2 separate regions of the Mus musculus genome follow, and region 2 is linked to region 1. A link is a loop called in an ENCODE intact Hi-C map of the cell type or tissue named here. Cell type or tissue: left cerebral cortex. All regions are shown on one strand. Each heading gives the region's core, and the rest is flanking DNA. Links, peaks and the distances in the headings are about the cores only.

Region 1 (15,064 bases), core at 4,034-12,033:
TCAGAAATTTGTCATTTGCAAGGTCCAACCCTCACCACATTCCACTGCTGTTTCTGAGGACTTCCAGTCACCTGGGTTGTGAGGAAGCAAGCGGGTGGGTAAGGCCCTGTTGGCAGAACTAGAGTGGTATGTTCTCCAAGTCTAGCGACTTCCCAGTGACCCCAGCCTGGCTCTGCCTGGCCCAGTCCACTCTGTAGCGTGTTGCCTTTGGATCGACACAGTGCAGACAAGAGGCTTATTTTAGAACTGGAAAGAGGGCAGACGTATCAATAAAAAGCCAGGGAAGGAACGATCCATTCAGTGGTTTTAAAATATCTCTTCCTCAACAGAAAAAGATTATTTTTGTTTCTTAAAAAACAACTGGTAAATTTTCCCCCCAGTTGAAAAGAGAAACATAGGAGACTTTTTAAATTAAAAAAAAAAAAAAAGGCTAGTAAGATGGCTCAGTGGTTAAGAGAACTCACTGCTCTCTCAGGGACCAGAGTTCAGGTCCCAGGACCCACCTCAGAAGGTTCCTGACTACCTATAACTCAAGCTGTGGGGGATGTGGTGCCGCCTTCTGGCCTTCTTGGGGATGGCACTCACAGGTGTGAGCACAAACACACATTTGCATAACTAAAATTATAAAGTAAGATCTTCAAAAATAAACGTGTGGAGCTGTAACCGTAGGAAGAAAGTTTGTCTCCTGTCCTTTCCCCTGTCCCTTCCCTGCAGACTCTGAAGGCTTCAAGCTGAATCACATGACCCTACTTTCTTGTTCTTCTCTTTTACAAAGAAACTGGGCCTCATGGTCTCTACGCTTGCTGTTCTTTATGCTTAGACCCTTCCCCCATATCAACAGTGCTCATTCCTTCCTTCACCTCCATTATCTGCTCTGCTCGGGCATCACTGGTCAGAGTGCTCGCTCTTTTCGGTATATAAAACGGCAGCATCCGTCCCCCTTCCCCAGACCATTCCTCACCTTGCTTGGTTTTTTTCTCAAGAGCTAGGACAGGTTTCCCATGCCATGTTAAACACACTCTTGGTGTGTCTGTCTCTCTCACCCACCCTGACCCACATATATAAGCAAAACAGTGCTCATATTTCTACTCTGCCAGATGTCCTAGAGAACAGTGCCTTCTGCTGTTAACACTGTTAGCCACTCGGGAAGCTCAGACTCACCTACCCTGAATCCCCCGCCCTTGTGATGGGATTGGAGAATTGGAGATGGGAGGAAGGGACAAGGCAAGGAGAAAAGTCTCAGAAGAGAGCTCTCCAGAATCGGTCACCATGCCTTTCATGTTGCTTATTCCTGTGCATTGGCCCGCCATAGCCAGAGCCTGAGAATCACACTGTAGCTGAAGAAAGGAGCAGGCATAGAGGACCTCAGCTTCTCTCTTCCTGCCAGGTAGACCTGGGTCAGTGTAGACAGTATCTTCTAGGACCTGGATGGAGGCTAGACACATCTCTTCCGTTAGCTCTGATGGCTATGGCTTCTTCCCTCAGCCTTCAACAGAGGTGGAGCTGGCAGGTTCCCCAGTACGCAGCCCAACTTTAACAGACTGTTTTGTGGAGGGTGGCCATAACGGAGGCAGAAAACACCCAGAGTAGCATAGGGAAGAGACTATTGATTTGTGACCTTATGGAAGCCTCCCCGTGGGCAGGTGTTATACAAATAGCAATATGCCTGCTTTCTTTGAGCAAGGCTGTTTGGTGAATGCATCTATGTATGAGTGAATGCATGTTAGTGCATGCATGTGTGTGTACCAATGAACATGCTTATACATGCATATATTCATACATGCACATGTGTGCATGTGTGCACATGCTTTGCACACATGTATTTGTGTTTGTGTGCGTAGCATGTGTCTGTCCAGATGGTTCTCAAAAGCAAAGGTTAAAAAAAAAACAAACAACAACACACATTTTACCTCCAGACAGTTGCACAGTTCGAGAAGTTGAAAGTCTTTGTTCTTTGGATGAAGAACCCCCTGTTCTTTCTCTGAATGCTGCGTTCATAGCTTCGTGGCCTGGGCACCGTCCTTCCCCAGCAGCTTGTGGGGTTGTTCAGACATCTCCCTTGCAGAGAAAATCGATCCGCTGCATCTGTGCTTCTGCGGGCTTTGCAGGGGATGCTGGAGCTCGTGGGGGGTGTGTAATTGAATTTGAGACGGACTCTGAAGAGGAGTCAGGGGACGAGCAAGTGTGCACAATCATCCCCACCACAGTCTGAATTTCAGATCTGCCTGCTTGCATTCATGTGGCTCTAGGTGAGCAGCTAAACCTGATCCCCGTCTTCACAGCTTTGGAGACAGTGAACCACAGCCCCTGTACCTGTCTCCACATCTTTCCTGCCGTATAGGCAGGATAACTCACGTATGGCACCAAATTCTGATGTGTCTCCAGCTAGACCTGGAAATATGGATATAATTGGCGAGAGAGGTCCGTGACAGATGCAATCAAGAAATGCAATGTCAAGGCTTAATTACATTAGTGCGATTTGGTAATAAGGAGACCAATTAATTAGTTCTCCGATTGTTATTAACATGAAGGGAAGAGTGAGCATGAAGAAAGGTCCTGTGGGGGCAAGAGAGAGCTAGGGGCAAATGCAGCTCTTCCTTTAAACCAGTGGTCTTCAAAATTGCATAAGGAACTGGTTAAGTATGCAGATAAGCCTCGGCCTCAGCCACAGAGACTGAATTTTCAAATCTAGGATGACGTCACACAATTTGTGGGCTTTCCTTCTTGGAATTATAGATGAACCCAGGGCCTCATACTAGCTAGTTATGCTGTATCCCCATCCCCCAAATCGGAGTCTGGACAACTATAACCAGTAAACACGCAGGTGATCTGAAGTCCCTGTGCTGACACAAGGCCAGAGTGGAAGACTTCATTCAAAGACAGGGAAGGAGGAGCCATGCAGGCTTTGGGTGGGGGAACAGGGAGGGGTTGAGATTGGATACCCAGAAGACGTTGGGCAGACAATGCTCTCTATATAGGCTTTGAGATAGTTCAAAGCTCTAGTGAACAGGAAGCCCAACTCCTCTCTGCATCCAGGGTTGCCAGGTAGCATGGTGTCTCACTGGGACGTCAGCCACTCTGCAGCATTTCCTGAGATTTGTGGCGGAGGAATGAGTAGTTTACGTGGCCTCTGTTGAAGGATCAGCTTGTCAGCTCTAGATTTCCTTCCTGCTCAGTCAGGCACTGGGAGTCATCTGAGGAGGGGACCCTTGGGACCACAGAGTCAGTTAGAAGAAAGAAAGCCTCTGATGAGACATAGGGTTCCATGTGAGTACCAATGGTCCCTAGGGGGGGGGGCGGCTCTGGTGACATCTCAGGTCTGCTGGGGACCCTGTATCTCCCTAAGGAGGCAAACCAAGATCTGCCTACAGAAAGTAGGTTTCCTGGTGTCTTCTGTGTTTCACTAAAAGCTAGAGGAAAGAGGCATAGAAAGGAGGGAACAGTTCATCAGACCTACTGTGTGCTGGATTTTAGTCTCCACACTGAGTTTATTGTTTTGTTTGTTTGGTTGGTTGGTTTGATGAAACAAGGTTTCTTTGTGTAACCTTGGCTGTCCTGGAACTAGCTCTATAGGCCAGGCTAGCCTCGAACTTATAGAGATCCACTTGCCTCTGCTTCCTTCCCCACTGCCTGGCTTAAATTCCCAACTCTAACTTGACAGGTGGGTGCCATCTGTCTGTGTTACAGCTAAAGAAAGCGGAGCTGGAAGAGGTGAGATGACCTGCTTACCTCGCACAGCTAAGATCTGACTAAGGCTCATCTCTCACTCTTCTCTACCCATCTCCTGTGACTCACAGTCCACGGTGACTGTAATAGGAACCTTGCGTCCCCATTCACAGCTGCCCTGAGTCGGGTGGGGGCACAGTGTGGGCAGTGTGCCTGGAATCCCAGGACTCGTGGGGTATATCTGTGCCCCCTGTCAACAATCCACCCTTCAGTAACGTTGCACTGGCTGCCAGCTGCTGTCACCACAGCCAGACCCCACACCCACACAGGAGAGGGCTCTGGCCAAGGGCATGCTAGAGCAGGAGGAGGAAGTGCCCTCCAGAGGGGCTTGTTTCAAGGCTCCTGAATGGCTCCATTGAGGTACCCAGGCAGGATGACAATGGGCCCGTTGGAAGCCCTGGCCCACAGAGGTGAGAGGGCCTGAGTCCGGCAGGCAATGCTGGCTCAGAGGCCAGACGCTGACTTCCAGGGCAGGAAGCCAGCGCCTCTGACGTGCTCTAAAATGCCAGCTCTGCTTAATGGCGAGCAGCTGGGGCATCTTGAGTTCTTCCCTGTGCCAGGGAGGCATTGTCAACCCAGTACACCACCGGCTGTAGTGACACACTCCCCCTCTCTGCTGCATTCTGACCCCCTTCCTGGGCTATGTCCTGCACAATAGCCACCAGGACCTGTGGCTAGCCTCTTCCTGTGCCCCCTCGGTCCTTGGGGGGGATAGCCTTTCCAGCCCTATGGAGAAAATAGCATCTACCCCTTCCTCAAAAACACAAAAACAGAACTTGGAACACTCACAGGTATGGTGGTCAGGTGATGTACAAAGCACCTGGGCAAATTTGAAATAAAATGAAATAATTTTTAAACGTATGCTTACATAGGCAGCAGGTATGGATACATGGCAAGCCTGGATAGAGATCCTGGTTTATCAGGTGGTCCGTGGGGCTCACTTACACTGAAGCCTGTTTGTTTGTCAGATATTCAGATTGCCCGGGACACCCTCATTCTTACCTGTGAACTCCGTCAGCTATGCCGAGGGTGTCGTGACAGATGCTGCCACAGGGAAGGATGGAAATAGGAAGAAGTCTCTTGGGGCCACTCTCTGACCTGTTTCCCAGGAATGAAGTGGCCAGAGGCTGGCTTAGTGGACAGTTACTGTGGGGAGGTGACAGGCAGCAACCTTGTCACCTCCCCATAGCGACATCATCCCAGGTCCACTGTGAGAAGGGGCATCGGCTGTGGTTCTAGCCATGATGATTTCTGAGTGCTTCGCTGTGGCCACATCCTGGCGAGTTTCATGGTCCCTGTCCCTAAGGCCTTAACACATGAGTAAGCGCATGTGCAAGCTGCCACACTTTGACAAAGGCATAAGCCTGCAAGGGAGGGGATGTGAAGGGTGTTTTCAGGGGCTCCCCTCTACCCTGACTAAAGGTTTTAGAATCAGGGCATCCGACTTATAACCCTAAGCCCTGTCCCTGAGCAGACTAGTCACATGTCCCTAATCAAGACTGTCTCTTAGTCTTGGTTTTCTTCTTGTATAAAGTGGGAACAACTTTCCTTATCTACAGGGTCCAGCATGAAGCTCCAAGAACAGTGACAGGTGTGGGCACAAGTTACCAGCTGTATGAGTCTAGGTAGAGTGTGTTAGGGGTGGGCTGATGGGAGAGAGGAAAGTCTAAGGCCTTGAATGCTTGAACCCCATCCCTGCCCCATGCCCTTCACACTAGCCGTGGGCTGACTCTCTGCCTCTAGTTAACCTCTACCATGGTGGCCACTCATAGCATTCACCTCTCTCTGGTCAGTATAATAAAAGTAGGGGTTTTATAAATCATATTTTATAATTTGATCATGCCTTTCATTAAGGACTTATGCTTGAGATTCGCCAGGCCTGCTTGAAAGCCGATTTTACTGTGTAACCTCAAATAAAGACTTGAGTATCTTGCTGCCTCAGTTTCCGCCTTGGTGAAATCCAGCCTTGTAGGCGTGATTGGGAACTGAGAAGAGACCACACGTCTGAAGGGCTTAGCATGGAGTCCGGCATGTGTCAGATGCTCAGGAAGCAGACACTGATAAAGAAGGTCTTGGGTTCTATGACACCTTTGTGAGTTAATGATCAGGTAGAAAATAAAGTCCAGACGGCGGACTGACCAGCCCACGCAGGCATAGCTGAAAGGGAGACTCCTTGACGTCTCAGGGGTCCTTGGCTCTCCTAGCTTGTGGGAGACACTGCTTCTATCTTTTACCTGGACACCTCTCTAAAGGCTACCTGGACCCAGTCATATTTGGGCCCAGAGACTTGAGCGTTATGGATATCTTGGCATGCCTACCTGTTGCTTCCTTGGGTCAGGGTAAAGGGTACATACGCTGACAATCTGATTTCCCAAGTACCAGCCATTCTGCCCTTGCTGGTTAAAAGTTGGAGGTTTTAATCACCCTCTTCAACCTTGTGTTTACAGAAGTCTGCAGAGATTTGCTGGTTTTTGTTTTTGTTTGTTTTGTTTTTGTTTTTGTCTTGAACACAAAGGCAGCTTTGCGATGAGCAAGGTTTATGGGGAGAGGTTAGGGAAGAACTATCTAGAGAAAGCCAGCCTCAAGCCCCTGCAGCCTTCTGATGCAGGTGGATGCTTGCCCTCCGCTGGGGGCTATGCTGATTCCCAACAGCAGCCTCGATGGTTGAAAGTGTGCAGGGAAGCTTGCTTGCCCTGGGCTGAGGGCTTGCCATGGTTCTCACCTTTCAGAAGAGTGGCGTGAGGCAAAGGTTGGGTGGTTTTGAGCTGGCTCTTGTAGCTTTAAACTGTAGCACTGGTTTGGAGTGTACGTTTATTAGCCCAGAGCCCCTGCCATGCTGTCTGCCATGTGCCAAGGTCTGCATGCTTTAAGGGACACCAACTAGAAGCAGACATGGGCCTGCCTTTGAGGTTGTAGCCGAGCACAGGAAGTACTCCACTTTCTGCATTGGACCAAAAGATACCTAGTGCCTATTGGTAAGATGGGGAAGATCTGCTCCTTTCACTTCTTTTCTTAAAGGACGGACTGAATGAAAAAATAAAAAAATAAAAACGAACTCATGACTACTAGCAATGGTTGAGGAGGAGGTTTATTGTAGATATGAAGGAAATCAAAACCAGAGACATATGGAAGGGTTAAGAGTGAACACGGCTATGATCTGGGCCAGGTGAAAAGAGAGGAGAGGGAGAACAAGAGAGGAGCCACCGACCAAGGTGGGTGGACTAGGCCAAGAGACTGGCCAAGTGAGTAGTGCAGCCTAAATGGCTGAGTTATACAGAGGCCAAAGGAGCTGAGGGAAGAGGTAACCTAGTCCGTGGGATAGAGATCAGGGTAGGGCGTAGGGTATGCCAGCCAGGAGGACCCTGTAACACATAGGGACCAAGGGGTGCTGGGAGAACCTGGTGGCTAGAGTCCACTTTGATCCGTCATCAGGCATATCAGCTGTATGTCCCAGGTTTGAGACCTCACACACCAGAAAGGAAAGCGGGGTCCCAGAGATGAGAAGAGTCTGATGCTGGTCATCCCGCAGTGAGGAGGTGAGGCAGGGTGAAGAATAATGATGACCTTGCAAGCCAGACAGCCTGCCTGGTCTCAGACCCACAAAACAGAGACCTGGGGTGGGATCCTGAGCAGAGGAGAGGAGCCCGGTTGGCAAGGGTGGAGACTAAGGTCTGGCCTGGGTGCTGCTGGTGGCTTGGAGATGCTGGTGCTTCTGGAAACAGGAGGGTGGTGGGGTGGCATGGAGCTGTGGAGACATGATAGTGGCCATGGAGATGGGGTAAGGTGGCGCTGGGGCAGGGAAGATGGGATGGCGGCTGATCATCACTGAGTCCACGTCTGGCCGCTGTCTAGTGTTTGCAACAGTCTTACAAGGAAAATGTTCTTATAAGCTCCACATTTTACAGACAGAGAAGCAGAAGCACATGGGGTGAGAATGGTCCAGAGTAGGGATGGACCTTGAGGCAAGTGGACTTGAGTCACAGATGGGGTTGGAATGGTTAGAAGCAGGGCACTTGATGGGCCATGTGGGGCTGCAAGTGAGTGCTGTCCCTGGGGCCTCAATGAAGAGTTCTGGGAGAAAGGTGGGTGGGGACTGGACTTGGTAAGAAGAGACTGGAGGCACCTGAAGAGCTGTGATGACTCCAAATGAGTATGGTTGTGGCTCAGGCTCCTAGCTCAGTGATGGGAACAGCGACTATGTGGACCCAGCAAAGACGAGCCTCCACAGGTAAAGTAGGAGTGAGCTGTTTGAAAGGAAAAAGAGAGCAAACCAACTTCAGGCATGTCCCTCAGCACGACGGCGATCACTTGGTTCCAGTCTCCGGAGATGGCTGAAGTGTGGGGGACATAAAAAGGACCTTACCTACTGGTCCCTTTCATTAGGGTCTCCTGTCCCCAAACACTCCTATGCCCTGATCCCTTCTCTTATTTATGCTCAGCCAAATGTGCAGCTTCCTGGCATCTTTGCCAACCACAGATGAAGGTGCCCTTCCCTTGAGGGCTCACATGTTTGGCTAATGAAGGTACAGTGTGGGCAACCCGAAGGGCACGGGCAAGAGCGGGAGAGATTCACCCCCCCCCCCCCACTTACGCCAGTCATGTCTAGAATTCACTGTCCTGGCCAGATGTACCACAGAAGGCTATGTTGGGGGAGGGAGAGCAGCCCTCAGTCCTGGCACCCTGCCTCAGCAGTCTGTTGTTATTGAGCACAATTCTACGTCTTGCCAAGCCAGAGTTGGGTCCCGGCCTCAGAGTCACAGGAACCTCAGATAGTCCTTTATTTCCTGATCTGCAATCTTCTTACTTCTAAAGTGGGATAACAGCACCTTCCCTGTGATGTTTGGAGGAGGAAATTCGAGGTTTGAAGCATGCTGTACCTAGGACCTGGCACATAGTAGGTGCTCACTAAATGTACACCACAGTTGGTGTTTGGCTTCTCTGTGAGTTTGGGGCTACTCTGGGGCCTTCGAGCACAGCATGGCTGATTGCAGCCTGGCTCTGAGCTTTTCCTGGGCTCCTACTCAAAGTTCTTAGGGGAGACATGGGTGGCAGGAGGTGGGGTCAGGTGGGCTGTAGGAGCAGTTCTCTGGTTGTCATCTTCCAGTGTGCTTTGTAGAACTCCGTTCCCCAGACAACTGCATCAGGCAGTAAAGAGCTATGCCTACATTGTGCCAGGCTCTATAGCAGTGGTTCTCAACTTTCCTAATCCTGTGACTCTTTAACACAGCTTCTCCTGTTATGGTGACTGCCCCCCTCCCCCAAACCATGCAATTATTTTCATCGCTATTTCATAACTGTAATTTCACTACTGTTGTGAATTGTAATGTAAATATCTGATGTGTGGGATATCTGATATGTAACCCCACAAGGGGTCACGACCCATAGGTTGAGAACCACTGCTCTAGAGTAACCAATCTTGCAGTGATCTCACAAAAAGTGCCCACCCTTGACTTCATCTTAGGTGGGAAGAAGTGGAACTCGGTGAGACCGAGTCACTTCCTTAATGTGACATAGCTCGCTGGAGTCGAGACTTGAACTCCCAACCTCCAAGCCTTTCTGAAGAAAGGGGTTGACGCCACTCACCCTGCATTTAGGTAGCTTGCCTGCAGCTCAGGATCATTGTTGCTTCTCTGAGCACCAAAGACTAGAGCCATCTGTCAAGAGGTTTTTCTCAGGGAGCTGGTGCAATGGTTTCAGGGGAGAACATGAAGAAATAGCATCACTTTTTTTTTTCTGCCCTGTGGTAAAAATAACCTGCAGAGATAGAGGAACCAACGGTGGTTGGAGGCTGGCATTGGTGAGAGGAAGGAGACAGAATACCCACCTGGGTGCCACATGCTGCCATCTGCTCAACACAGAGCAGCCAGGGCCAGCCTGACCCCCAGCACCAGGGAGGCCACCAGCTCCCACCTTCTGACATAAGAGAGCCTCCTTATAAAGTTGAAGGTCCATGGAGGCACGGAGAGCAGAGGGTTCACAGAGAGCAGTGGCAGTCCCAAGCTGGTGTCCACACGTAGAATGCTACCCCGACTGGGCCCTCCTCCATACCCACCAGCTCTGGGCACGCACTGGGCACGTCTTCTCACCATGAAACAGTTTTAAAAATAAAAGCCACTTGCTGTAATCAGAGAAGCCGTGATCATGTTAATGCATGCAGCATCCTCCCGTGCTAGGCCTAAAATAGCTTCCTGCCAAGCAAAGCAAAGAGTTGTGATGTTTCTAGGCCGCCTCCTGTTAGGCTGTGGGACTCGGTCTGAGCACAGGCTATGGATAAGGGAACCTCTGTGGCAGCCCCTGGGCCTTGGCTCTGATCATGCCGAAGGCTGAGCCTTGAGTACACTCCTCACCTGCGTGTGCCACAGACTGCAACCTGTGATCTGGTGACCCCAGATCTGGAGAGTTGGCTCATCTCAGGGAGTATCATGCATCAATCCTGAGACTCCTGAGGTAGCGGCAACTGTACTGGGCATGTGCTAAGCAGAACCATTAACTGACTTAGAATTAAATCTCTATAAGCTTAGTACTGTCTTTGTGGGATGCCTGGTGTGGACTGACTTGATAATCTTGGAATAAGCGGATGGGGAAATGACAGCCAAGATTAGATCCACTTTATGACAGGAATAACTGAGACTTCCTGGGTGTGATGGACTTGAGCCCCCCGGAGCTAATTTGTACAAAGCTCGATTTCGGGCCAGGAGTCTACACTCACAGTCATTTTGTCAGCCTGCCTTTCCCAGCCATCTGGAGTCAAAACACAAGTAATTAGGAAACACTTGTGGGCCTTTAAAACCCATCCCAAGCCCCTAGGCAGGAGTGCTCAGGCTGTGCTGCACGAGGGCTGAGCTTGTCGAGTGTCTACCACCTCATAAAAGGCAGAGCGGATTCGGACTCTGGTCTAAACCCTAACATAGGCTATCACCATTCCACCTAGCTGTTCCATTACAGATGCTGACCACAGCTACCTCAGGTGTCATGGGAAACATATTTCATTTGTTAGACTCTTCTTTAGGGAAGAGAATCCCTACCCCAGGGTGGATAAGGCACCTGGTAAATGCTTTTGAGGGAGTCACTATCTATATAAAGATTCTTGCCAAACATCAGTATGCTTAGCCCATTTTGGTGGCCAAGCTCACCATCCTATGAAGAAGCTACAGAAGCAGGCAGGAAAGGCCACCCTCTTGGCCTTTTGGACCACTTGACCTTGGAGCCAGGGCAGTAGCACAGGGCATGTCCTGGAGCTTTTTGGAGCACTGGCTGATACCTAGAGTAAGTAGACATAGAGAAAGTGTCTGAAAGGGACAGATTCCGCGTCTCTGGGTCAGAGTTAAAAATACGGGGTGCATTCCAGATTCAGGGAAGGGAAAGAAAGCAAGCTTCAAGGAAGGTATGTGAAAATCTGGCTTTAAGGACCAAAGAGAACACGGAAGAAAGGGAGGATGAGGGAGGGAGCAAGAAGGAAGAGAGACAGAGAGGGGGAGACCAAGGCGAGGGAAGGATGGAGAGAGAGAGACATAGACAGAGACAGAGAGACAGGGAGGATGGGTATTAAATATTAAACACCTCTGGGTACTAGGTCCAGTGCTAGAGTACATTACACAGAAAGAAAAGGTCACATTGCTGTAGGTGCAGAGGTGAGTCCTGGGGCATCAATGAAGTCCCCCTGGCTCTTGTGTCTGGGGCAGTGAGTCGGACCAAGGACACATGAGTATTGAACTGAGGGAGACGTATATGTTCAAAAGCTGGCCCACATGGCCCCCTGACCACGCATAGGTCACTTATGTAGCACCCACCTCTCTCACATTTGTGGATCACGGGCTTTTTCTGAGCACGTTATCTTCATTGTATGGAGTCCAGGTAGAAAAGAGATTCTAGTGTCTTCCTGCCCACTGGCCTCTTTCAAACGTTAGTCTCGATGCTGCTTGTCTCCAGCCTGTACTTTACTATCAGGATATATTCATGACTTATTCAATGTGGTGAGAAAGTCAGGTGTTAGCCTCTTCCTGACAGAGAGGATGCTACCCAAGCTGTGAACCATAGTGGAGAGTGGTGAGAGCTAGTGATGGGAGTTACAGGCTCTGGAGTGAAAAAAAACGAGGTTTGAGAACCATCTTGTTCCTTAGAGGACCCTTGTGCGGTGAGTCATTTCCTTGTCTAAAAAATAACCCTATGACACTGTAGAGGGTTCAGTACAACCATGCATGGGAAGCTCTTAGTGAGAAGCCTGATTGGCATATCGATCAGCACTGTGAATGAGACCTATTATTAGCTAATTCTCATCCGATTTCTGAAGCCAAAACGGATCCAAAGTAGCTGATCAGAAGGGCGAAGATAAGTCGGCACTCTGACAGCTCAAGCCATGGCTGATGGTGGAGCCGGCAGCAATCTGACATTCAAGTAAGAGGTACCCACTGCGGGGCACTGCCCCAGCAACCAAAGAACAATTTGGATGATTATGTGAGCCATTGTGTTTGGTGTACTCATGGTTTTGAGTGGGTAGGAATGTCTAATATAGAAGGCTGATGAGATGGCTCAGTGGTTAAGAGCACCGACTGCTCTTCCGAAGGTCCTGAGTTCAAATCCCAGCAACCACGTGGTGGTTCACAACCATCTGTAATGAGATCTGATGCTTTCTTCTGGAGTGTCTGAAGACAGCTACAGTGTACTCACATATAGTAAAGATTTTTTTTTATTTAAGATTAAAAAATATTTATTTATTTGTTAATAAATAAATCTTTTTTTAAAAGGCTTAAATAAAAATTTGGGTGCTTTGAACACAAAACTCTGTGTATGAAAGCTTCTCTTTTGGAAGAGACCGCTTCCTGGGAGGAACCACTGCCACAGACTCTCAGAGATCAGTTCCTCCTGGGCCCCTCAGCTGCTCTGGGGAGATGCTCCGAGTCTCGGTCTCTCTCGGCTCTCTATGTGAAGTAGGTTTTCTGTTCACTGTGGCACTGCCTGGCCCAGGCAGAGGCCTCTGCATTCGTCTGAGGATCTACCCAGAGCGCATCAGCTTTGTCCCGGCTGGATTTTCAGGGTTTTTAGATGTGGATCTTAAATGTGGGCAACAGATGTGGGAGATGAAAGATAACTCCATCTGCTCTGCTTCCCGGGTAATATGGAGACCAGAAGCGGATGACAGCTTTTCCTAACTGGGAACTTGGGGGTAGGGGGGTGGGGAGCGCTTCGACAGTGGCAACCACAGCTAACATAGATTTCCCCAAATCTGGATCCTAATCCCAGACTCGGAGGGTGAAGTTGGCAGAGGGACAGGTTTGCTAGGGCAGCCTCAAGGGGACCTGTGAGGAGAGAGCTCGGCCCCTATACTGGAAGTCCCAGGGACACACCAGCCTGTGGCCACTCTCTGAAGAGCTTTTAACGGCAGCAGAGATGACAGGAAAATGCTTCTACCCCTCAGATGATTGGAATCTCTGCTAGGTTTACCCCAGTCTTGTTGGCTGTCCACTAGAGACCAGGGCCACCCCCAGGACCTTGCTAGCTTCGGTTCTGCCCCCTGGGGCCCCTCCTAGGATGTAGCTTTTGGGATAAGGGTGATGGCTAAGAGCCCTCTTCATTTATTTACACCCAAATGGTGAGAGAACATTGAAAAAAAAGAGTTAGGTGCTCAAGTTCACATAGCTAGGAAAGAACACTAAGGAGACTCACGCCTCCCACCACCACCACCATTGCTGCTTTGGAAGCCATGATGAGCCCCCTGCGCTGCTCAAATGCAGAAGGTGGGTCTTCCTCCATCAGTAACCTTGGCAACCTCCTTTCAGCCCCAGTTGCCTTATCTATACTATAGGATGTTGATAGCATATAACCTTATTGCAAGAATTGACATAGGATCTGGCTACTGCACAGTAAAGGGCCACTTTAGGGACAGAAGTCGTTTCACCATGGTTATTTCCCAGTTTTGGGACAACCAGGATGTGACTGAGGCTGTCCACAAGGACTTCTAGGAGCCCCACAGCCCTGTGTGACCTGGCAATCACATGATTGCCAGGCAATCTCATGGCTCCTGACTCTGCCTGGTGCATTCCAGGGATGCTACTAATACAGATGGCCCCCTCTTCCTTATCCTGGCCATCTTAGCCCTGCCCATCTCTAGGTAGCAGGAACAGATACTTTTGATACCGCTGTCCCAGACAGGAGAGCATTCTAGAAGCTAGCTGATCCTGCCTGAGCAATCCACACCTAGACTAGAAGCTGCAGTTTGGCTGGGCGGTGGTGGCAGAGGCAGGCGGATTTCTAAGTTTGAGGCCAGCCTGGTTTACAAAGTGAGTAACAGGACAGCCAGGGCTACACAGAGAAACCCTGTCTCGAAAAAAACCAAAAAAAAAAAAAGAAGAAGAAGAAGAAGAAGAAGAAGAAGAAGAAGAAGAAGAAGAAGAAGAAGAAGAAGAAGAAGAAGAAGAAGAAGAAGAAGAAGAAGAAGAAGAAGCAGCAGCAGCTGCAGTTTGAGTGGTACCTGGAGGGACTTCCTTGCACTCAGAAGACTGAGATGGGACAAGGGAAATGGAGGCTATCCTGGGCTACACAACAAGTTCCAGGACAGCCTGAGCTATAGTGAGGCCCCGTCTCTAAATAGAGAGAAGAGATGCAGCAGCAAGCAGCTCCAAAATGCAGAACCGGATAAGAAGGCAGACAGGCAGACAGGCTTGCCCTCCAGTTGCCTTGGCAGCTGTCCTAGAATGCTGTGGCTGCTATCGCCACCTGGTGGGCTCTTCCAGAAACACATGCACGGAGCCTTCTTTCATTAAAGCCAGTAAAGCTTGGATTTCGGAATGCTGGGAATTGAAAATCCAATTAGACTGTCTCATAGTTAAAGGGCAACACTGGGATCAGAGGGCTGAAGTTGTAGTCAGAGGTAGGGTGCTTGCTTAGTGTGTGTGGGGCCATCGGGTGCATCCTCAGTACCAAGTCCAGAGAATGAAGGGGTCAGGGGATGAGACCAAAGGGGAAAACAAGGTGCAGCAGGAAACATGCCTTGAGCAGAGTCACGTGACTTTTCTTCACCATCTCCGCCCAATTTTCAATATTAAATAAGTAACTGGGCCTCTGTATAAAGCCACTCTCCACGTGAGGCACCTGTGAAGGGCTTTGCAAGCTGCCAATGATAGCTCTGCTGTTGGGAGATGATGCCCGTCAGAGCTGCTGAAGTCAATGAGGTCAGTGCTTCCGGCAGTGAGAGTCAGGCTCTGTTCTGGAGGTCCCCACCACCCGAGCCCAGCAGGGAGGCTCGCACAGGAGTGGCAGTGGCTCCTCCCTCTGCTGCCCAGCATGCCTTTAGGAAAGCCAGGCACACGAGGCTTCACTCTGACTCTCTCCTCAGTCCCTC
Region 2 (15,064 bases), core at 3,487-11,486, 99 kb after region 1:
TGGATGGCAGTGATGGCTGCTGAGTGCTTGCGTGGTGCAGGCGTGTCGTTGCACTTGCTCTTTGGAGCACAGACTGGCAAACTTTTCAAAAGAATCAGATTCAAATATTTGAGGTCTTATGGGCCAAAGATTTCTGTCACAACTGTTCAGCGTTGCTTTAGTGGCATGAAAAGTGGCCAGAGACCACAAAAGGATGTGGCTGTGTCCCACGAACTTTCCTAACAGAAACAGGTGCCCAGCTGGCATTAGTCCAGGCCACAGCTTGCCAGCACCACCTAATAATGTGTTTGATATTGTCCCCCTCTTATGGATGGTGAGGCTGAGTGTGGCGGCCTGAAAGAGAATGGCTCATGCTTGAATGCTTGGCCCCTAGTTAGGAAAACTAGGTTTGGGAAGGATTAAGAGATGTGGCCTTGGGGCTGGAGAGATGGCTCAGCGCTTAAAGAGCACTGACTGCTCTTCCAGAGGTCCTGAGTTCAATTCCCAGCAACTGCATGGTGGCTCACAACCATATGTAATGGTATCTGATGTCCTCTTCTGATATGTCTGAAGACAGCTACATATATCAGCTACATATATAAACATACACTGCCTCCCACTCTTTGAGGGTTGAGGTCATTCTGGGAAGAGTATATGCATGTATGTATGCATATATGTGTGCAGAGGTGTATATGCACACTTGGAAAGAAGGTGGCTTAATCCTGGCTTCCAGGTGGAATGTGTAAACAGCCTGCCTACTTTAAAGTATGATAGCTACCTAGGGAGGGACAAAGTGGGTCACTTATTAGAGTCCTGACCCGAGTTCTGCTTCTCACTCAGCTGAGTCCTTGGGCACATGGCTTTATATTTCTGTATGTTCCTGTGGTCCCTCCCACATGGCTGGTGAGATGCCTCTGGGTTTTGAGAGATTCCTATGGGCGCTGCCCTTGACTGGGAAGTGTGCAGGTCAGCTTTCCACCACTATGACAAAATACTTGAGAGAAATCAACGTAGAAGAAGGACTTATCTGGGGTCCAGCTCAAGGTTTCAGTTCTGGTAAATAAACAGAAGGAAGCCCAGAAAGGTTGGGCAACTTACTGCGTGGGTGATTTACCCAATGGTATTCAGATAACAAGGTGGAGCTAGCCTTGGGTCTTGATCTTTCTTTAAATTTGAATTATTTCAGCCTAACTAACTAGAGAAATGAGCCTATAGGATGTCATGGGGGGGGATGGATAACCTAACATATAGACTTTATTCAGAGAAACAGTGTTGAAGAATGTGTTGGGGAATCTAGAAAACTCAGTTTGGGCTCCCCTTATTGGCTCTGCAGCTTACTGTGGCATTGAATGCAGTATTTATCCTTCTACGCTTCTGTTTTCTCTGCTGACAAGTGACCACTGCAATGACGAGGATCAGATGAGTCCATATATTTAGCATGGTTAGGGGAGGCTTCAAGTGTAGCAGACCTTGCATTGCCCTGGCTGATGTTGGTTACACTCCAGTTCTGGGTTAGGAACCTGCCTTCAGCTGGGCATCTTGGTACACTCCTGCACTCCCAGCACTTGAGAGACAGAAGCAGGTGGGTCTCTGTGAGCTCAAGGCAATCTTGGCCTGCATAGTGAGTTCCATGACACCCAGGGCTATTTAGGGAAACCCTGTCTCAAAGATTTAAAAAAAAAAAAAAACTTGCCTTCAAATGCGTTGGCTGATTCAGTATCATCATAGCTAAGAAACATACATGCAGGTTTCATCTCACAGATAAGAAATATTCTGCCGGGCGTGGTGATGCACACCTTTAATCCCAGCACTCGGGAGGCAGAGGCAGGCAGATTTCTGAGTTCGAGGCCAGCCTGGTCTACAAAGTGAGTTCCAGAACAGCCAGGGCTATACAGAGAAACCCTGTCTCGAAAAACCAAGAAGAAAGAAAGGAAGGGAAGGGAAGGGAAGGGAGGGGAGGAGAGGGGAGGGAGGGGAGGGGAGGGGAGGGAGAGAAATATTCTCAGAAATATTCTCTGCTTAAATTTTAGTTTGCCCATCTTAACTGCCGCTATGGTATTTCGATCCCTTAGCCTTCTCTGAATTTATTGGACTGAATTATACGAATTGAAGATGAGCTGGGAATAGAGCTGAGCTGGTTAAGGGCTTGCCCGGCATGTATGAGATCCCAGAACCATGTAACACCCCGAATAGTGCTGCACACTTGCCATCTCACCACTGAGCTAGTGGAGGCAGGAGGACCAGAAGTTCAAGGTCATCCTTGGCTACATAGACGACAGTTCAAGTCCAGCCTTAGCTATGAAAGACCTAACTAACACACTCTCTCTCTCTCTCAGCTCTCTGGTCTTGGGTAGATTGCCAGTCTGGGGAGGAGTGGAACATGGATGTAAGATCTGGTACCCAGGCTGTTAAAGGGAAAGTTCCCATGGGCCTCTAGCATGTGTATGGGTCTTCACAATGGAAGTTGGAGGGCTTAGTGATCAGTAGAGGAAGAAGTGGCTTCTCTCACCTCTGAACCAGAGTGTGCAGTCTTATCACTTCTGGGGACGAAGGCCTCACTGCCCCCAGGGTTTAGCAGCCGGAGATACTGCCTATCCACAAAAGTTGTACCCCACAAAGAAAGATTCCTTCAGGCAAAGGATGGAGGAAAGAGGCCAAGGCCAGTTGAAATTATGCTCTGTGATCTTTGTGAATTCTGGGGCAGGCCCAACGGTGACTGGAAAAGGCTTGGTTTGGATGTAAAACCAATTGCTTCTGACCCATTGAAGGGGTGTCGTCCTTTCTTTTGAGTGCGACCATCCCCCACCTCACATTCCCATACAAGCTCAGAAATAGATATAGTCCTCCCTCTCTAAATCAACTGGGAAATGTTTTGGGAGGGGGTCTTTTCTGGGTTTTGGGTGAGTTTTCTCTGCTTTCCCACTTAGAAGGAAATAATCTTTTGCTCTAATGAGTCTGTGATTTAGAAGAGCAGATGTGCTGAGTTCCCCAAGGAATCTGCTCTCCCACGGATCACCCAGCTCCTGCCTGCTGGGCTGCTATGCACACTGATATATTTAAAGATGTAGAGCGCTCCCTGGGCACAGCAGCTACCCTCCTCTTCAGTGCTTGCCAGACAGTTGCCCTTAGAAAGCGTGGGTGGAGAGGCTCTTTGGAGCCTCCCCTAAGATTTCAGCCTTTCCCACTCCTATACCTTGTATGGGCCAGTTGTATATAATTCTGCCATGATTTTCCTGTGTGTCCCTGGACCAAGGGAGGTGCTAAAGTCTATAGTCTCTGGAAAGATCATTGAAGGAGAAAGGCCATCTTTGCGGCAAGTGGTCATCGTGCTGGGACGAGCCATTTCAGAGTTGTGGCAGCTTGGAGGTTACCAGTTCTCCCTAAGAAATAAATTCATCAGTTCCCCAAGTTAGACCTTGGTACAATCATCCGTTTGTAGCTGGTCCTTTATAAAGTTTAAAACATTTGTCTCTCTAGGGAAAGAGGTCCCACAACATGTATTAGAATTGGCTAGGTTTTATTTGTAGATTCTCTCTCTCTCTCTCTCTTTTTAGATTGATTGATTGATTTAATGTATATGAGTGCTGTATTTGCATGTATGCCTGCATGACAGAAGAGGGCGTCAGACCCCATTAGAGATGATTGTGAGCCACTAGGTGGTAGCTGAGAATTGAACTCAGAACCTCTGGAAGAGCAGCCATTGTTCTTAACCACTGAGCCATTTCACCGGCTCCCTATTTGTAGAATCTTGACAGTAAAAATGGTGGCTGGCTTTTAATTAACCTAGTTAAAATTTCAATGATGGCGAGGCCATAGTTAGCTCTACTTCCACGTGTGTGATAGCAGGACTCTGTGCTTCCCTCTTGGCTGCTTTACAAGGGAGCCAGGCTCTTGAGAACTCTGCCCACTCAATAGCCCTCTTTGCCTTAAATGGCCCATCCAAAGATGCCTATTGGGTGGCAAACTCCCCATACGTTTTCTCCATAAAGTGAAAAAGCTGTGACGGGCTAGGAGAGGCCTCACTTGTGTTCAGAGCTGCAGCGTCTCAAAGCCGTCTGGACAAACTATTAGTTCCTTGTCCCCTGGCCTATTCAGGTCTGTGCATGTTTTGACGCTCTTTTTAGCTTTTCTTTCACAGTTTTCTCAGTAGACTGGACCGTTGCAAGCTAGCTGAATGCCTAGCCAGCACAATGCACTGAATATTAATGGTTCTGGCAGCTCCCTTGCCAGTGCCTGCAGGAAAGTGACTGGGGTACCCAAGCATAGGTCCCAGCAGTTGCCTCTGACCCTGAAGTGGGCTCTGCCCAGATTCCTGAAGTTGCCTGTGTGCTTTCTTTGTAGATCTACACGGATTGGGCCAATCATTACCTCGCTAAATCCGGCCACAAACGCCTCATCAAGGACCTCCAGCAAGATGTGACCGATGGCGTGCTCCTGGCCCAGATCATCCAGGTTGTAGGTAAGCCCATCTTTCCCTCTGGGAGCTAGCTAGTGAGGTACAGCAGAGGCAGCCCAGGGAATGCGAACCCTGACGTCTCTACCAGACATGTCGCCCATCCTCTTGACTTCCTTTTGATTCTGATTGTGAGGAGCCCAGCAGTTTAGAACTGTTTCCATTAAAACTCAGCAGGGCTGTGGGTGTAGAATGCTCAACTAGAATGCAAGCCCCAGGTTCCGTCCCCAGTACTGTATAAACCCAGTATGATGATTCACAATCTGGAGGCAGGATCAGCCAGTCAAGGCCATTCTCGGCTACATAGTAAGTTTAAGGCCAGCCCATGCTCTCAAAAGAAGAAAAGTCATGGCAGAGCTGCCTTAGCCATCCCAGGGCCAGAGCGGGAAACTGGGGCTTTGAGATGGACTCTCTACCTGTGTCCTGCCTCCTGCCTGACTCTCTTTCCTTAACTCGCATAGTTCTTTTTAGAAGACTTTGGGCATGCTTCAAAAAGGAAAAGAGAACACAGGGCTGTTTAATCCTGCCAACTCTGACAGGGGCTGAGGAAATCAAAGGCTCCAGAGATGGTCTCTGGTGGTTTCTGGTTTTAATACCAGGGCAAAAGAGCTTGAGCCATTGGGATATTTGCGCCTTAGACCTGAGCTGGGAGGGGTGGGTGGACCAGTGGGTGGATCCTGGCCATTTCACTGTCTCTGGTATGCAGCCCTGTCTGAGAGTCAGAGCTGTGGAGATCTGTTGGTGTACATTATCCAGTTGATGGTTGCCATTGTCAACTGTAGCAGCCCGCTAATGCCAGAGAAGAAGGTCCAGGACAAGGACCGGGCCCCAGCTCCTCCACTTATTGTGCAAAAGCCGCTTTCCTTTCAGCCAGGAGAAGTGAGTGGATTTCAGAGGTTAAGCCGTGCTAGTGTTCTGCAGGGAGACCCACAGAAACGCAAGCAGTGGGGCCTAGGCTGAAAGTGGGGATTGCGGCTGACAGAGAAAGAAGGTTCCCCTCTACCTTGCCATTGATTTCTGAGACTGATTTCTTCTTTCCCCTTCTTCCATGACTGCTTTGCTCCTGCCACAAAGGCAGCCATTTAAAACATGCTTTTATTATCTCACAGCTTCCACACATCACCTAGGTCAGGCCCTGATCATGTTCGAGGCCCGCATCCTCATGTAGGGTCTCGCTGGGAAAGGGTTGGCGTTCATGCTTGCTTCGGTTACTGGTGGAACTCATGTCCTCGTCACTGGGGGACTCTGCGTGCTGAGTCTTGCTGGCAACCAGCTGGAGATGACCCTCACCTCTGAGCAGCTGCTCTTAGAGCTTCTTGCCGTATAGGAATCCTGACCCTTCAGCACCAGCTCAGGAGCAGTCGTCCCAGTGAGACGAACTCTCTTACGTAATGTCGGAGTTGCAGGTTCTGCCCACCCTTGGGGAGAGGACTGTACTAGGCGTAGGTACCACCACGTACCTCATGGGAGGACACCTAAACGGAGTTGTGCTACTTCTCCTTCAATCCCGCCCCCCCCCCTTCCTTCTGCTCTTCATCACTGCACACGCCACAGTCTTTGAGAAGCTTTGCTCATTTAGATTCCTCTGCCCCTAGGAAGTGGGTAGTAGATTTCCCATTTTGCCAATGGGGAAAGGGAGGCTCCATGAGGCCCAGGAGCCTATGTGAGACTTCTTACCTTGGCGCACCTCTGTGGCTCGCTGGGGATGGAGAGAGGGCTGGGCTAGGCTCACAGCCTTGGAGGCTATGCTTCCACCTTGCCTTCATCTTTGTTGAAGTTCTGACCTGTGCCTGATCTGAGCTTTGAGGTCCTGTCAGCAGGCTTGTGGCTGGCCCTGAGCCTCCTTGAAGCATATCTAGGGGTGTGATTCTGCTGGGAGCCCGCCCCCCCCCCCCCCAGTTTCATCTATCAGTAAGAGAGAAAATGGAAAAGGATAATACTGAGGAGTCTTTCTCTGCCTTGCTCCATGCCTCACAGGCTCCTTCCTCACTCTGCTTCTGTTACCTCTATTTCCCACTCCCCTCTCCCCTGTGTGTGTATGCTTGTTAGCATTGGGTGTGTACAACAGTGCATGGGGTGAGTGTATGTGTATATGTACATATACATGTGTGGAGGCCAGAGGTTGATATGGGGTACCTTCCTTAATTACCCTCCACCTTTGTTTACTCTATTTGAAGATTTTATGTTATTAGTTTTACTTATGTGTGTGTGTATGCATATTTATACATGTGAATGCGGTGCTCCCTGAGGCCAGAAGAGGGCACTGGAATTGTAAGCCAGCTGAAATGGGGCTGGGAACCAAACTCAGGAACCTTTTCTGCAAGAGCAGCAAGTATTCTCAACCACAGAACCATCTCTGTTGCCTCACCCATCTCTATTTTTTGAGACAGGGCCATCTCATTGATCCCTGGCCAATGAGCTTCCACCTGTCTGCTCTCCCGTTCTGGTGTCACAGGCGTGCACTGCTGTGCCTGCTTTTTATGTGGGTTCAGCAGATCTGAGCTCAGGTCCTTATATTGGCACGGCACGTACTTTCCTGACTGAGCCATCTCCCCAGCTGTTTTTCTGACTTGAAAGTGGGTCAGCTAACCGTGTTTTTCTTTATGGGTGCTTCGTGAAAGGAAAGTTGGAGATCAAATAAGAAATATGTGAGTTTGATGTGCTCCGGGATAGCACTCGGTAGCAGCTGTCTAGAGCAGTAGGCAAAGGAAGATGATGTCGAGTGTCAGGGCTGATTCATCATGCCCACCACAGACTCAGAAGAGGCTCATGGTAGGATGTGTGCTGTCAGTTTGCTGAGCATGGCTGTGAACATGGGCGATCAGCTTTATCACTGCTCGGGAGCATCGGATGCTTCCCTGAGTCTATTCAGATGAATGGCTCGCTTGGAACTAAACTGCTGCTCTGTGTTTCTGCAGGCTCAGGTCAGTAACAGCAGAGTTTCCCAAATGCTGGGGTTTACATGTGTTTTGGGTTTCAGATTTGGGGGCTTTGATAGACTTCCATATGCATGTGATATGTTGGGAATGTTTTAAGTCTAAACAAGCAATCTTAAGTTTCATAGGCACTTTGTATACATAGCTTGAAGATAGCTTTATTCAATGTTTTTAGATAATTTTGGATGTGAAACAAAAGGCTAGTCGTGTGGAACTTTCTATGTGCCACATCAGGTTGATGCTTAGAAAGTTCCAGATTTGGGGGCAGTTTGGATTTCAGATTCTCAGATGAAGGTTGTTCATGGTATAACTACAGATTTTGGGGGTACCTCAGGCTCCAGAAGACGGTAGCTCTGGCTGGGGGCTTCTCAGAGAAGGTCAGGTGCTAGCACACTGGTGTTTCCCTGACAGCGCCATGCGTGGGCACACTTCTGAGCTCTGTGCATGCATAGAGATCCAGAAGATGGAAACTGGGAAGGAAGCACACTTTCCCCGGTGTTGCTATGATAAAACACTTGACGGAGTCTACTGAAAGGGGAAAGAGGTTATTTTGGCTTACAGTTGCAGAAGGACACACAAAGTCCATCATGTCGAGGAAGGTGTGGTGGAAAGAGCAGGAGGCTGGCTACTCACACTGTGTCCATACTTGGAGACAGAGGGAGAAGAAAACGCAGTCTTGGACTGTAAAGCTCAAGTCTCCCCCACCCCAGCCACCCACGTCCTCCAACAAGGCTCAACACATTACCAGCTGGCAACCAAGGGTTCAGACACATGAGTCTGATGGGGAACTTTCTTTGTTTCATTTTGTGTATTGAGACAGGGTCTTCCTATGGAGTACTAGCTGGTTTGGAACTCACTATGTAGACGAGGCTGGCAGGAAACTCAGAGAAATACCTCTGCTTCTGCCTCTAAGAGGCCATCATGAAAAGTGTGCCTTCACAGGCTAGCATTTCGAATGTCAACTACGCCACTATCCAGGGGTATGTCTCCTGATGGGCGAGGAGCAAGACTTTCTGATCTTGGTGTGGACTGTCTAGGACGCCTCCCCTTGAGCTCTGAATTCCCTTCTTTATGTGCTCACTATGAGAAAATATAGAGTGTATTTGTGTGGACATCAACGTGTGCATATGTATACCCATGTGGGAGTTTTCTAGAATTTGGATACTACCGGTCACCCTCTCGATGTGTTAGACTCCAGTGGCTACCCTTGAGCTGGTGTGTTCCTCTGGAGTCCAGCTCTTTCTGATACTTCTCCTGGCTACCCCGTCACCATCAGAGGGACCCCCATCATTCCGCCTACTATGGTCTTAGGCTATGTCTTCTCTAGACCTGGGAGGTCAGAATTTTGTCTGGGTCCAGCACATAGTAGTGAGGTTCAGGAAAAGCTGAGAGGACCCTGCAAGAGTGGTGTGGGAGAAGGCGTGACAACCATGAGCAAGGATCTCTCTTACCCATTCATGAAGGCTTTGTCCTTGTGGCCAAGTCATCCCACATCGGCCCTACTTCTCTATATAACCACACTGGGAATTAAATTTCTGCCTGTGGATTCAGTGGTCTCAGGGATACATGATTCGCATGTGGTCCTTCTTTCATTCAGCAGAGTCTTTCCTTAGTGTTTCCTAAGGACCAGTTCTGGCTGCCAGAGCTGCATAGAACAGTGAAATCTAAGGGTGTTAGAATGAAATGATGGTACCAGCAGATTATAACAATGGAATAAAATATGGACTATACTGGTAATAAGTAGAAAATTTACAAATAAACACAGTGATGAAGAGGGAGCTGGGCTAAACAGAAGAAAGCTGCTGCTGTTGCTGCTAACCATGGCTGCATCTTCTTGGTGGGGTCCACACTGAGAACCGGATCTAGATAAGGCTTGGGGAGGGCAGGGCTAGAATCTCTCTGATCCATAGCACCTAGGTTTTATCTTGTACGGAGCATGCAAACAGGATGCATGCAAGATGAACCCTAGTGGCTGTGGGGGTAGGGAGGTTACCAGCCCATATCATGACCACATGATCAACATCCCAGTCCCAGTAAGGGGGGGATGGGAGCCCTGGCCTTCTGAGATGGTTGGCTGGGAAGAACATGACCTTACTTCAGTTTGGGATGGAGCGCATGAAACTAATCACAAGAAATCACAGACAAACCGAAACTGTGAAGCATTCTGTTAAAAAAAAATAATTGAAACAAAACTGGCCTGTGTTTCCCAAAAGCATCAGCGCCTTGAAAGACAAAGGGAGAAACGATGCCAGGATGGAAGAGGCTGAGGAGGCACGGCAAGAAATGGGCTGTGTGGTCTCTGCCTGCAGCCTCTGAGTGGGGAGAAAATGCTCTCTCAGACATTTTTGAGTTAGTCGACAAAATTGGAGTACTGGCATTGTATCAACACTAAATTTTCTGTGTTTTATAATTATACCATGGAAGATGATATCCATGTCCTTTAGAAAATCCATATCGAAGTACGAGGGGCGCAGGATGTGATCTGCATTGCTTACTCTGACGTGATTCAAGCCAGGTGTGTGAGGACTCTTGTGGAGTTCCAGCTACTTGGTAGGCTAGCCCAGAAGCTCAAGATGACCTAAACAATGTAGCAAGACTCTGTCAAAAATAATAACATAAAGTAAGAGTCATTAAGTGTGTGTGTGTGTCTGTGTGTGTGTGTCTGTGTCGTGTTCCTATGTAGAAACTATGAGGGCAGGAGGAGGGAGAGAGAAAAATGGACAGCAACTTAGATGGGAGGAGGGATGGCAAGAAGCAGACAGGAGTCAGGAGCGGCGGGGGTGTGTGTGTGTGTGTGTGTGTGTGTGTGCGCGCGCGCGCGTGTGTGCGTGTGCGCGTGCACGCACGCGTGTGTGAGGGGGGTGCAGGCCTTTAATTCCAGCATCCAGGAAGCAGAGGCAGGCAGATTTGTGAGTTCCAGGCCAGCTTGGTCTACAGAGGAGCCCATGAGGAAAAGCTGAGGGTAGAGATGCAGGGTCAATAGGGCAGCATAGGGCAGGAACCCTGGGTACAGCATAGGACATGCTGAGCATCAGCTTAAGAACCAGCTTGTTTCCAGACCAGGAATGACTTTCTCCCCATGTTACTCAGTCTGCCCCAGGCACCCCCCTCCACACCCAGGTCTGAACACTGGGCTGTTTATGACCCGGGCTTCCCCAGGCAGGTTGCCTTCTAGACGGTAGGCAGAAAGTGTTGCTGTTGATGCTTTGATGTCAAAGGGCTTGCTTTCTGTGTTTAGACCCTTGCTGGTATGAGCATCTTGAGTCCCATGCTGTCTGTCTATCACATGCCAAGGCCAAGCACTGGAAATGGCCAGGAGATCTGTGGGAGTCGAAAGGAAAAGGTGTGTGCTCTGTTTCCTCTGAGGTGACACCAGAAAGAGCAGAGGTGAGAGAAGAGGAGGAGAGAAAACAAAAGAGTAGGGAAAGACACGGATGAAGAGTTAGAGAGGAAGTGATGTGGGAATCCTCCCCTAGAAACAGGAAGAGCTCAAAGGCTCTCATTTCTCACCCCTGTCTCGGATGCCCCATGTCCCAGTACCTTGTCCCAAGTGGCTTCTGTCCTGGAACCCTGACTAAGAGTGTGAAGGGATGAAGGAAGGACAGACGAAGGACAGCTGTGCAGAGGGAAGCAGCCTGGTTGGGGTTTACACTCTGATGGGGGACACCTACTCCCACTGCTAACCCCAAACGTCAGCCTGTTTATTGGATACAGTGCAACAGGAGTTAGCTAGCTTGGATAGATAGTCTCTGTCTGTGAGCCGTCTCAGGCTGTAAATATCCCAGAGAGTCACACTAACCAGTCATTCATAGACACTCATACTAGGACACGCAAGGAAAGCTTTCCTATCCCTCTTGACCCTCACTTGGGTAGGGCCTTGCTACTCCCCCACAGGAGGAGTAACTTCCTTCCCCTCCTCTCCTCTCTCCTCCCCTCTTCTCCTCCCTCCCCTGTACTCCTTCCCCTCCCCCGCCCCCCCTCCCCCAGCATTGGAGTCCTTGACATGGCTGTCTCCTCTAGACTGCTCACTCTGGGTTTCCTCTGCTCCCTCTATCCTGTCGAGACAGTGTAAAGGACAATACCCCTTCTGTCAATGACTCACTGCTCTGTGGCTCTGTGTAAGCTATGTGACTCCTTCCATATTGCCTGGACTGTCAGTAGCCAGGGAGGTTAAGGACGTAAGTTCACAAGCTTTTAAAATGTACTTTGTGCTTTGAAGGGATATAGAAAGGCACAGAGTTTGATGCCACTGTCATTACTAAAGGTACCTTCCAATAACTAACTTGCCACCTTGTGTGCAAATAAGTTACTACATAAGTGAGGTTAAGAATATCTTGAACACCCTGGGATAGATACATTACCATAGCATCTTAGAGGTGCTAGTCTAATCGTGGCCAAGCACTCGGCAGACAAATGCATGCTTCTTTGATTATCTGGCTTGTGGTTCTAACCAGAGACCCCCTACTCTAAGTTAATGTGTTTGGCTCTAAAGGCCCAACAGAACCACTGCTAAGTATTTATGACAACCATAGAAAGATTTGGGAATTTAATTAAAGAAGTACTTAAATTATATAAAAATAGAAACTAGGTGGCCCAAGACTTAACCTTGCTCTTTTAAGAATTTGAGTTTGGATTAAGCCGTCTGACTTGCATCTCTGTGTGGACTTTCTGAGTGCTGCTAAGTAGGCTACACCCTGTGGGTTTACTTTCACTGTTCTGAGTGGCAGTATTAGGTCATAGGAGCTGTGATGTTGGAAATCACAGATGCCATGAGTGCATTTATGTGACAGACTGCCAGCGAGAATTAGAGGAGTCATTAGACCAGACGCTTTCATTTCCACCTAACAGGATCCTTCACACTCCCCAAGCATTCCAGCTCCGCATCCTGCTCTGTGATGAGGAGCCAGCAACATGGGCCCTGATCAGAACCCAGTGCCCAGTGCCGTGGACACGGATCAGGTGCATCTATCCAGACAGTGAGTCACAACTCAGGCTGCTGCAACCATGCAGTGGAGATACGTTTGCTGCTGACCCGCTAGGACCACACAATGACTCTAAAATATGAGAGTCCATGGTCAGCCTGTGAGCTCGCCATAACTTCCCATGGGTGAAGGACTGCCATCTGTTGAGGGTATTCAGTTATTTGCCTGTCATCAGTGTGTCCATCTGTATTTACTAGCAAAAGGACAGCTGCCTCAAGATCGACAGCAAAGCCTGGTTTCCTTGAGATGTTCTGAATACTCATTTCTTCATTCCATTTGACAAGTATTTATTGAATGATTACTATGCGAGGCATGGCCCTAGCTCTGGGGTCATGGTAGGAAATGAGGCAGGTGGAATCTCTGTTTTTATGGGGTTTATATGACAGCAATCTGTTCTGGATACTTATATTTTCTTGTGAACTAAAGAACAAATGTCATTCTGCTCATTGAACTGTCCTTCCCTCTCTCCCTTCTCCCACTAGTGATTGAACCCAGGGCCTTGTACATGCTAGGCAAGTCCTCTACCTAACTTACATCCCTAGCCAACTGGGCAGCGTTAATCTCCTATTCTTGGTACTCATTTGGTCTTAAGGCTTTCAAAAAAACCCTTTCTCTGTGTCCTGACATTAAGCAGGGTTGAAAATCCTCAACTTCATCTCTGAAGATGGAGATTTCCCTGGTGGGTCACCACCCTGCACATCTAATCATGTTGGCATGCACATATCAAGCAAATCTCTGTTAACCACGCTGGCTCGGAGCCTCTAGCTTACTTTCCATCTCGGAGAGTCTCTCTCAAGATAGAACCCAAGAGAAAACACGAGTGTAATCTGAGCTGATGGAGGACTAGCATTCTGAAGTCCTCAAAGGCCTGGGTACTCTCTGGTGCCATTATCCTTCTTAGATGGTCTTTTAGTGTCTTCGTCTCTGGGCAAGTTACAGCCAGTATAGTGATAATAGTCTGATGAAAAATCTGAGGGAATAGGGGAGGAATTAGATTTTGCAGACAGTTTTGAGCTCTGGGACAATGTGAGATGTAGTCTCAGCATGTCTGCCAGGCTCTCAAAGCCTGGGTTGGGGATGTTGCATGTGACATCAGAAGGATCAGGTCAGGCCAGCACAAAGTGCTGGAGGGCAGAGACCCCAGTGTACATTTCCCTCCAGTAACATAGGGGGCTTAGGGAATGAGAATAGGGGCTTATTCTTTAATATGGAGCTCTACCTGAGTGTCTGAGCCTACCCCTCAGGGAGTCATATCATAACAAATGATACGCAAAGCACCTACTGTGTACCAGGCACTGTGACATTTTACCAGTATCCTTGGCATCTCAGTTTCATTGCTCTTCTTGAAGGTGATGTCAGCTTCCTTTATAGAGGAGGAATCTGTGGCCTGGAGAGGCTGAATAACAGCTGAGGAACTCTAGAGCTGATGCAGACAGGCAGTGTTCGTAGCTTTCTGCTGCTGCTTCCACTGGTCCCCTCTCCACAAATATCCCTGGTTGTATTTTCCTAGCAATTCCTGCTTCTGTGTGGTAAATTGTATTCACCATAGGAAGCTGGATCTTCCCTCCTCATTAGTATGTGATTCTTGTTCATTCAATGCACCCCCCCCCCTTTCTTTTACTTTTCCCATAGCAAGGTACCACTTCAAGCATGTGTGCACCCTGATCTATTTGGATTTGCTATCTGGTCTTGGTTAAGGTGTTTTGGGGGTTTGACTCTCCATCTCCATATTTGCCTCCACTGCATGAAGTCAGAGCGCCCAAGGGCAATACTAGTACTTCTGGCTACAGCTGCTTTGAGCAGCTTTCATTGGCTTCTGTCCCCACCTGCTGAGTCAGAAGTGGGCCAGTCCTCTCAGAAGCACCCCACCTTTGTGGAGAAGCTGCAGTTAAACTTGTGTCTGTAGCCTGCCGTGCAACCGCAGCTCACTGTCCTTCAGGTCAGACATTGCCACCATTCCCCGTCAAGGCAAGATGATTGTCAGTGCAGTTGTCTCTACTTGAAGTGGTGATGACCTTACCCCAGCTGTCCCTGGAGGATGGCAGCTCGATGAGTAAGTCCCAAAGCTTGCTAGATGCAGCTCAGCATTTCACACACAGCCTCATTCAGACGGACCCCAGTGTGAGACTTCGGACTTGGCTGGACTCCTGTCTGCTATTTGTTTTGCTAACTTGTGTCTCCTTTTACAGCAAATGACAAGATTGAAGACATCAATGGCTGTCCAAAGAACAGATCGCAAATGGTAAGTGGGTCTGTGGGTAGTATTTGTGTAAGGTTAGCAGGCCATGGTCTCTGAAAGACCTGAGCAGCTTGAAAAACATTCACACCAGAAGCTGCTCCATGGGGCTAATTCCCCAACCTCCATCCCCAAGTAGCTGTGCTTTCTGCTTCTGACATATTTGTTGGCATTCACTAAGAAATGTTTGTGAAAAAAAAATGTTTGTGATGCCTGTATAGCCAGGATACAAAAACAAAACATTCTTTATATTAAAAGAAGTCATATAGAATGGGACCCTCTATGGCTCGATGCCTGTGTAGGGTGCAGAGGCCCAGGTGGGATGATGGGATCTGGCTGATCAGGGTGGGACATGTGCCCTGGTCTGTAAAGGGGAGAGGGACATGCAATTGGCACTGTGGTATTAAGTGGAAAATGGACAGTGGCTTCTTCTGAACTCTTCTCAGCAACCATGACGAGTGATGTCCTGGCGAGTGTG

Evidence for each region. A loop is a pair of places that touch in the nucleus more often than their neighbours do. Peaks named below come from ENCODE experiments on the same cell type or tissue, not always from the same donor. Only the 100,000 strongest peaks of a DNase experiment are listed, where the experiment ranks them.
Region 2: it touches region 1 in a loop (2.1-fold over the local background); 1 of 42 quality-filtered maps calls a loop at or near these places.

The regions. Positions count from the first base shown.
Region 1 is chr7:49,258,246-49,273,309 of GRCm38, forward strand. All of the region lies in intron 1 of Nav2 (neuron navigator 2), which reads left to right. Among named protein-coding and RNA genes, the nearest start is that of Nav2, 20 kb to the left of the region's middle. In left cerebral cortex, for the core only: no CTCF peak of the experiment used is centred there; DNase peaks (open chromatin) are centred at 4,156, 8,411, 9,501, 9,869 and 1 more place; H3K4me3 peaks cover 310 bases; H3K27ac peaks cover 6,532 bases.
Region 2 is chr7:49,357,778-49,372,841 of GRCm38, forward strand. It overlaps Nav2 (neuron navigator 2), which reads left to right. Exons shown (of 39, transcript NM_175272.3): 2 at 4,321-4,438; 3 at 14,540-14,592. Among named protein-coding and RNA genes, the nearest start is that of Gm51448, 15 kb to the left of the region's middle. In left cerebral cortex, for the core only: a CTCF peak has its summit at 6,682 (motif pointing right); DNase peaks (open chromatin) are centred at 7,120 and 8,044; H3K27ac peaks cover 1,752 bases.